Regions from separate parts of the Mus musculus genome. Here all the other regions are linked to region 3. Evidence: chromatin loops called from intact Hi-C (ENCODE). Cell type or tissue: heart. All regions are shown on one strand.

What was found. A loop is a pair of places that touch in the nucleus more often than their neighbours do. Peaks named below come from ENCODE experiments on the same cell type or tissue, not always from the same donor. Only the 100,000 strongest peaks of a DNase experiment are listed, where the experiment ranks them.
Region 1: it touches region 3 in a loop (2.9-fold over the local background); 10 of 42 quality-filtered maps call a loop at or near these places.
Region 2: a loop joins it to region 3, with 8 times the contacts of the local background. A loop is called at or near these places in 21 of 42 quality-filtered maps.

The regions. Positions count from the first base shown.
Region 1 is chr4:119,319,418-119,321,917 of GRCm38, forward strand. Ppih (peptidyl prolyl isomerase H) reads right to left here and starts at 1,106. Exons shown (of 10, transcript NM_028677.4): 1 at 992-1,106; 2 at 752-816; 3 at 413-436; 4 at 103-147. The coding sequence starts at 1,057. In heart, a CTCF peak has its summit at 1,181; a DNase peak (open chromatin) is centred at 1,164; H3K4me3 peaks cover 2,104 bases; H3K27ac peaks cover 1,632 bases.
Region 2 is chr4:119,666,197-119,668,696 of GRCm38, forward strand. No RefSeq gene overlaps it. Among named protein-coding and RNA genes, the nearest start is that of Guca2b, 8.5 kb to the left of the region's middle. In heart, a CTCF peak has its summit at 1,400 (motif pointing left); a DNase peak (open chromatin) is centred at 85; H3K27ac peaks cover 718 bases.
Region 3 is chr4:119,246,305-119,248,804 of GRCm38, forward strand. It overlaps P3h1 (prolyl 3-hydroxylase 1), which reads left to right. Exons shown (of 15, transcript NM_019783.2): 12 at 331-448; 13 at 827-902; 14 at 1,141-1,281; 15 at 1,587-2,500. The coding sequence ends at 1,742. Among named protein-coding and RNA genes, the nearest start is that of Cldn19, 7.9 kb to the right of the region's middle. In heart, CTCF peaks have their summits at 1,212 (motif pointing right) and 1,419; a DNase peak (open chromatin) is centred at 1,287.

The DNA of each region.
Region 1 (2,500 bases), 73 kb after region 3:
AACAGCCGTAAGCCTCACAGAGTTTGAACTCAGGTGTGCAGGACTGCCTGTACAGATACCAAGCAATGACTGCATTTCCAGTTTTCCAAAAACCTCCCTTACCTGTGGAAGGTGCTTCCTTTGTATCCTATCGGAACGCCATCTTTTCTGTAAACAAAGAAGGAAGAGACTTGGAATGGGGAAACACAATGGTGGGCCTTTCCCATTTAGGCTACACCAGAGGCTAAAAGGGCTCTCACTAAGATCTGGAGGGGGAAAAAGAGAGAGAAAGAACCCATTCAAGGTGTCACCCTCTCTCTGCATATCATCTTCCATTACTTAAGACCTGTTCATGGTTCTCCAATACCCTCACCAAACATCCAGGGCACCCCTTCAGGAGTAGGCAGAGAAATCAAACACATCTGAGACTGACCTGAACTCTCCGGTGCAGAATTGCCTAAAGGGAAAGAGAGAGCAAACGATTTAGCCTTCGTACGATCACTGCTTGAAGCACCTCTAATCTCTGGAGAGGAGAGTTCAAACACTGGGGCCAGTATGTCCGCCAACTAACTGATCGGGCGGATGTCAGGGCAGGTAGACTAGTGATAGAAGTTGATATGGGATCAGTCACAGCCGGTAGCTGTTTGGCCAGTGAAATACCCAGACCACAGAGCTGCAAGGCAATGAATAGATGGACAGAGGCAGACATGGCAAAGACCGACTGGAGGCCGGCTTCGGGCTCAGCTCTGGTTCACTTGGAGCATATCCTTACCTAAAGTTCTCTGCCGTCTTAGGCACCACGTCTGCAAAGAGCTCGATTTTCATGCGACCAACTTCCTGCAGAAGAAACGGGAGACGCAACACTCAGCTCACGACCGCTGTCCACGAAGCTCGAAAGCTCCCACCTCCCTCCGCCGCCTGGCCCAGCCGGTCTCGGGAGGGCTATAAGGGGCTGCCTCCCTTACCCGAGGCCAACCAGCCCGCACGGGCCGCTAGGTCGCCCGCACCTCACCTGGCCGCCAATGCTGACATCGAAGAAGACCACTGGATTGACTGGACTTGAATTTGCCACCGCCATGGCTTTGACCCGGAAGTAGAAACCCGGCTTCCGGTGGCAGGTCCCGCGAACTTCATCCGGAGCGCAGACGCAGTGGAAACGGACCGCGATTGCGCCCCGCCCCGGAAGTGTGGCGCGCGCTGAGGTTGTTGGGAATGGTACTGTTTGGCTGAGCTGGTCGGAGCTGAGGGGAGGAAACGCAGGCATCTTTGTCAAAGTCTGTGGGCTCCCCACTTGCATGACTGTATTAGTGCAATAGAAATGAATCTTCTGCAGACAGCATGTCCTGAGCAGTCACACTTGGTGTCCCCTGTCACAGCTCATGAGCCGAGGATCCCTGAGTCACCTTCCATATTTTAAAATGGTTTGTTACTGTAGCCTGGCTCAGTCGGGTGCTGGAAATGTAATTTTATTTATTTTCTTATGATTGTAAAATTTTTTATTTTTTAATTCACATTTACATCCCCAGTGCTGCCGCCTCTCCCGGTTTCCCCACCCCCTCCTTCTCTTCTCCTCTGAGAGGGTAGAGACCCCCTCTGGTTTTCCCTCCACCTTAGCACATCAAGTCTCTGCAGGGCTGGCCTCATCCTCTCCCACTGAGTCCAGACAAGCAGAAGAAACGAATTCCACAGCAGGGCAACAGCTTTTGGGATAGCCCCTACTCCAGTTGTTCGGGACCCACATGAAAGACCGTGTGTGTGTGGGAGGGGGCTAGGTCCCGCCTGTCTATGCTCTTTGGTTGGTGGTTCAGTCTCTGAGAGCCCCAAGGGTCATAGTTGACTCTTGGTTTTCCTGTGGAGTTCCAATCCCCTCGGAGGCCCTCAGGAGTCCTCAAGCTCCATCGGATGTTTGGCTGTGGTCTCTGCATCCCTGAGTCAGCTCCTGGGTGGAGTCTCTCAGGACAGCCATGCGAGGTTCCTGTCTGCAAGCACAACAGTCTCAGGGATTGTTGTTTGCCCATGGGATGGGTCTCTAGGCTAGTAAATCGTATGGGGCTTTGCCTATTTAAAATGCTGTTTGCCACTGCTGGTAGCAAAGACCAGGAAGTAAAGGCTGGCTTCTCTTATACCACTTTTACCAAGTACCCTTCTGCCTCTGTTTTGGAGGGCATTCAGTTGCTACCCCCCCCCCCTCTTTTCCTTCTCTCATGCTTGCTCCGGCCCAAAGATACTTATATGTAAGTACACTATACTTGTCTTCAGACACCCCAGAAGAGGGCGTGGTTGCTGGGATTTGATCTCAGGACCTTCGGAAGAGCAGTCAGTGCTCTTACCCACTGAGCCATCTCTCCAGCCCTGGTTGTTACACCCTTTAAGGTTTTTTGGTTTTTGTTTTGTTTTGTTTTTGCTTTTGGTTTTTTGAGACAGGGTTTCTCTGTATTGCCCTGGCTGTCCTGGAACTCACTCTGTAGACCAGGCTGTCCTCGAACTCAGAAATCTGCCTACCTCTGCCTCCCAAGTGCTG
Region 2 (2,500 bases), 420 kb after region 3:
CTGAGACACCCGTCAGACATGTGAGCAGAGATAGAAATGTCACCAGGGTGTATCTGCTGCGTGGAGCTCTGTGTCCCTGGCTTTGAAAGCCCTGGAGAAGGACCAGCGGGGTTGGGGAGAAGGAGTGGGTGGAGCCGAGCACAAGGTTCGCTGATCCAGAAGAAGAATGTAATTTAGGAAGGCGAATGTACCAGCTGGGACAAAGGTTGTAGTTGACACTAGAAAAGTTCTGGCCAAGAAGTCCTGGGTTAGAGAACATGAAGTCACTGGTGACCTTAGAAGATGGATTCTGAGGACAGCCAACATGAACATCTGATTAGAATGCGCTTAGGAAAAAAATCTGGCAGAAAAAAAGAGAGTGTTTATTAGACACTTTAAATCAAAGGGTAATTAGGCGGGGTGTGTGTGTGGATGCAGCACCCGAACTGTGCTGCCCTGAAAGACCCTGTAGGGAGCTGTAGAGACCACTGTGGCAGGCCTCCCAGCAGCCCCTCAGAGAGCAGGCGGCCTAAAAGATAGATTTACTTTTGCCATGGCTGCCAGGAAACCCAGAAGCAAACTGTGGCCCCAGCATTAACAGTTACTCTGATCCTCATTTAATCTGTGTCTTCCTCTGACAGAATGCCCTAACACACACACACACACACACACACACACACACACACACACACACCACAAATACAAACACACACACACACCACACATACATATACACCACACACACACACACACACACACACCCCACAAATACAAACACACTACAAATACAAATACACACACACTCCACATATACATACCACACACACATCACACATACATACATACCACACACACACACACACACACACACACACACACACACACAAATACACACACACATACATATGTACCACACACCACACGTACACAAAAACACAGACACACTCACGTTCACACATACATAACACACACACACACACACACACACACACACACACACACCACAAATACAAACACACACACACACCACACATACATATACACCACACACACACACACCCCACAAATACAAACACACTACAAATATAAATACACACACACTCCACATATACATACCACACACACATCACACATACATATATACCACACACACACACACACACACACACAAATACACACACACATACATATGTACCACACACCACACGTACACAAAAACACAGATACACTCATGTTCACACATACATAACACACACACACACACACACACACACACACACACACACACACACACACACACCTTTCAGGTTTATTTATATTCTCTCTAGGTTCAAGGTCTTCCTTCGTTTTAGTAGGGGGGAGGATGGGTTGGATAATTGGCAACCATGGGAAGTGGGTCAAGGCTGCCCCCTTGTGATGAACACGGAACACTGCAGGAGAACGAATGAGGCGTCTCTTTGAGTTACTGCCCTGTTAGCTATTTCTGCCTTGGCATCCTACCCACACAATAGGGCAGCCTTCATTAGTGGTGCTCCTTTAAGGTGCTGTCAGAGAAATGTGTGAGCCCTTTTAGGGGAAGCCCCTGCTGGTGCCTTTAGGTGGTAGATGTTGAGGTCAGCAGGGCTGGGCCACTGAAAAGGCAGAGGCTGCACTGGCCTCCTGATGCCGATATTGAGTCTGGGGCAGGCAAGGGATGACTTGAGAGCCCAGATTTTCCTAATGAGAACTGCAGTATTGGGGAGGCAGTGAGGGCCTCTGACTCAGCCACTCTCTGTGTTTCTGGCTTCCTCTACTGTGATAGGTGGCAGATGTGATTATGGTGTGTGTGTGTGCTTATATGTGCATGTGGCATGGTAGTGTATGTGTATGTATGTGTGTGGTCTTTGTGTGTGGTGTATATGTATGTGTGGTATATATGTATATGTGGCGTGTGTGTATGTGAATGTGCGTGTTTGTGCATGCTTGTGGTATGGGGTGTGACGGCTTGCATTTGCGTGTGAGGATGCATGTACTTTGCCAAACCCTTGTGGGAACCTGTTTGGGAACGTGCAAACATGCATGTGAGAGTACTGGGCATGCCTGTATAGGAGCATGTGTGTGTCCATGCCTGTGTAGGAATGATGTGTGTGTGCTACATGTGTGAGAGTGTGGATGAGTGTGAGCACAAATGCGGGCGGATACTGAGGGAGTAGTGCATGGGAATGTGTGTGTTGGAGTCTTTGTGTACTAGTGTGTTTGTGAGTGTGTGTTGTGTGTGTGTGTGTTGTGTGTGTGTGTGAGTGTGTTGTGAGTGTGTGTTGTGTGTGTTTGTGTTGTGAGTGTGTGTGTTGTGTGTGTTGTGTGTGTGTTTGTGTGTGTGTGTGTGTCTGTGTGTGTGTGTAGGAGATGCAGGTGAAGCCATATGGGCTGAACTGTAGAGGAGAGTAGGTGAGAGCAGAGGTCTCTTCTATGCAGGTAGCTTTGGAGGAAGGCTGATCTGATGGTGGGGCATGGTACTGAAGTCTGGGGCTGGAGCCTTACA
Region 3 (2,500 bases):
GTTACCCGCCCCACCCCTCCTGCAGGCCTGCTGGAGAATGGAATCAATGGATGCCCCCTACCCCCAGCCTCACTGCTGACCTCTGTGATCCTTCCTATTTCAGAAAGTCTCTAGCTCCACCAGGGTGATGGCACTCAGCCCAGGATCTGCCTTGTTGACACCTGTGAGCTGCATCCTGTTCACCCCCAAAACTTGCCCTAATCTCTAACCTGTGGCTTAACCAAAGAGTCCTCCCAGCCAGGACATGACAGTTCCAGAGTTTCACATACATTTGGGGACACACTGTGTTTCCTGTATACTCTACTCTAACGTGGATTATCTTGGCCACAGAGTCACAGGCTGAGAGGAAGGACAGTAGCCACCCCGTCCACGTGGATAACTGCATCCTGAATGCCGAAGCCCTCATGTGTATCAAGGAGCCCCCAGCCTACACGTTCCGGGACTACAGGTGAATGCAGCAGTGTGGTGCCCGGGTACTGCGCAGCTCTGGGCTTGCCTTGGAAGCTTCTCAGTGCCCTGCACTCTGCCTCCCTGCCCTCACACATGTGCACACGCAGGCAGAGAGGCAAGCTGTCCTCAGAAGCCCGTTCTTCACCCTAGACCCCACATAAGAAGACAGACGGTAGGGAGGTCCTTAGGAGGGAGTGGGGAGGAGGGCATGGCTGGGTTTGACACAAAGGTATGCTAGCTAGGGTGTGGTGGAGTCTCCAAAGAGGGGTGGGGGACCCTGCCAGCTGTTCATGGCTTCAGAGACGCTTCAGGTCTCCAGCTGCTAGTTGAAAGTACACAGAGGAAATAAGCCGTGTCTGGATGCCTGCCTTTCCAGCGCCATCCTTTACCTCAATGGCGACTTCGATGGAGGAAACTTTTACTTCACAGAACTAGATGCCAAGACTGTGACGGTGAGTGCTCCCCTGTCCTCATCCCTGGGGGCTGATGGCCCCAGAGGACAGTAGAAAGAATGACTTACTGGGCTTCCTCCCCACCCCAGCCCACCCCTACCAACCCCCAGCCTGTTTCCTGTCCCTGGGCCAGGGGCTTTGGGATATGATAGCTCTCCTCTGACTGTCCTTTGGGTCTTTGTCCTAATGATCCATTGCTCTTCTGAGGCTTTCCCCCATCTCCCCTCCCCGCCCACAGGCAGAGGTGCAGCCCCAGTGTGGAAGGGCTGTGGGATTCTCTTCTGGCACTGAGAACCCACATGGAGTGAAGGCTGTCACCAGGGGGCAGCGCTGCGCCATCGCCCTGTGGTTCACGCTGGATCCTCGGCACAGTGAGAGAGTAAGGGCTGTTGGGAGGGCCACTTGTGTTTCCCTGAGACTCCCCACCCAGGCACTCCCTGCAGTCATTGCCCGCCCACCCTCCCTGGGCCTTTCTTTTCACGTGGAAGTGGAAGAGGGTGGGGCTTGATGTGGAGTTCTTGGTTCATGCCTTGGGCCTGCTCCAGCAACCAGAGCTTAAGCCTGCTGGGAAGGAGGCAGTCCCAGAGCCCCTGTGGTAACACTACCATTGTTCTCTTGGAAGCGGCAGCTAAGGGGGTGAGGGGACCTCTCCAGAGGCCCTCTGAGAAGAGTTTGCCTTTGCAGGACAGGGTGCAGGCAGATGACCTGGTGAAGATGCTGTTCAGCCCAGAAGAGGTGGACCTCCCCCAGGAACAGCCCCTGCCTGACCAGCAGGGCTCGCCAGAGCCTGGAGAAGAGTCTCTGTCAGACAGAGGGTCGCTGCACAAGGATGAGCTATGACAACAGCTAGGTCACAGTTGGGTGTCCTTGGACTCATGAGGGTGACTCAGTCCTTCAGCCTGGACTTCCCGGCCCCTCAAGGCTGCAGAGTGAGAGGCGCTTCTGTTGGCCCCCCGGCCAGAGGATCCTGTCCACAGCCTTCTGCATGGTGCTACTGTTCTTGGAGTGGGCATAGCAGGACACACTCTTCTCTGGGCTTGGCTGTAGGCTCAGAATGCAGGCCCAGAACCACCCTGGGGCCTATGTAGGCAGCTGCCGTCAGCAGCGTGATATATTTAAGTGTCTGTAAAGACAACCAAAGAATAAATGATTTGTGTTTTTTTCACTTAGTGGTTTGTTCCAAGAGAGAAAATATTTCTACTCTTCCTGGGACGCTGAGCTTGGTAGCAGCTCCTCTAGGTAGTGTGCCGTGGCACATGCCACATGGGAATTCCTCTGTAGCCTCAGGCCAGATAACCCAGGTACCTTGGGCTGTTACCATAGAAGGGGCATCTTGGTCCTCACTGCCTACCTTCTATGGGAACTGGATGTCCCAGATACAGCACCCAGGATGGCAGCACATCATCAGCTTTAAAGGCTTTCAACATCTAGATTGTCACTAATCCTCTTCTGGCAGAGAGCAACAGTCAGCGCTGCTCTGGCAGGGCAGCCGCAGGCTTCCTGCTCGGCTGGCTGGCCTCAGAGCCCGCACCTGACTGGAGTTTCAGCTCCTCCGGCCACATAGCTGGCACGAAGCCCACCCCCTTCAGCACTCCTGA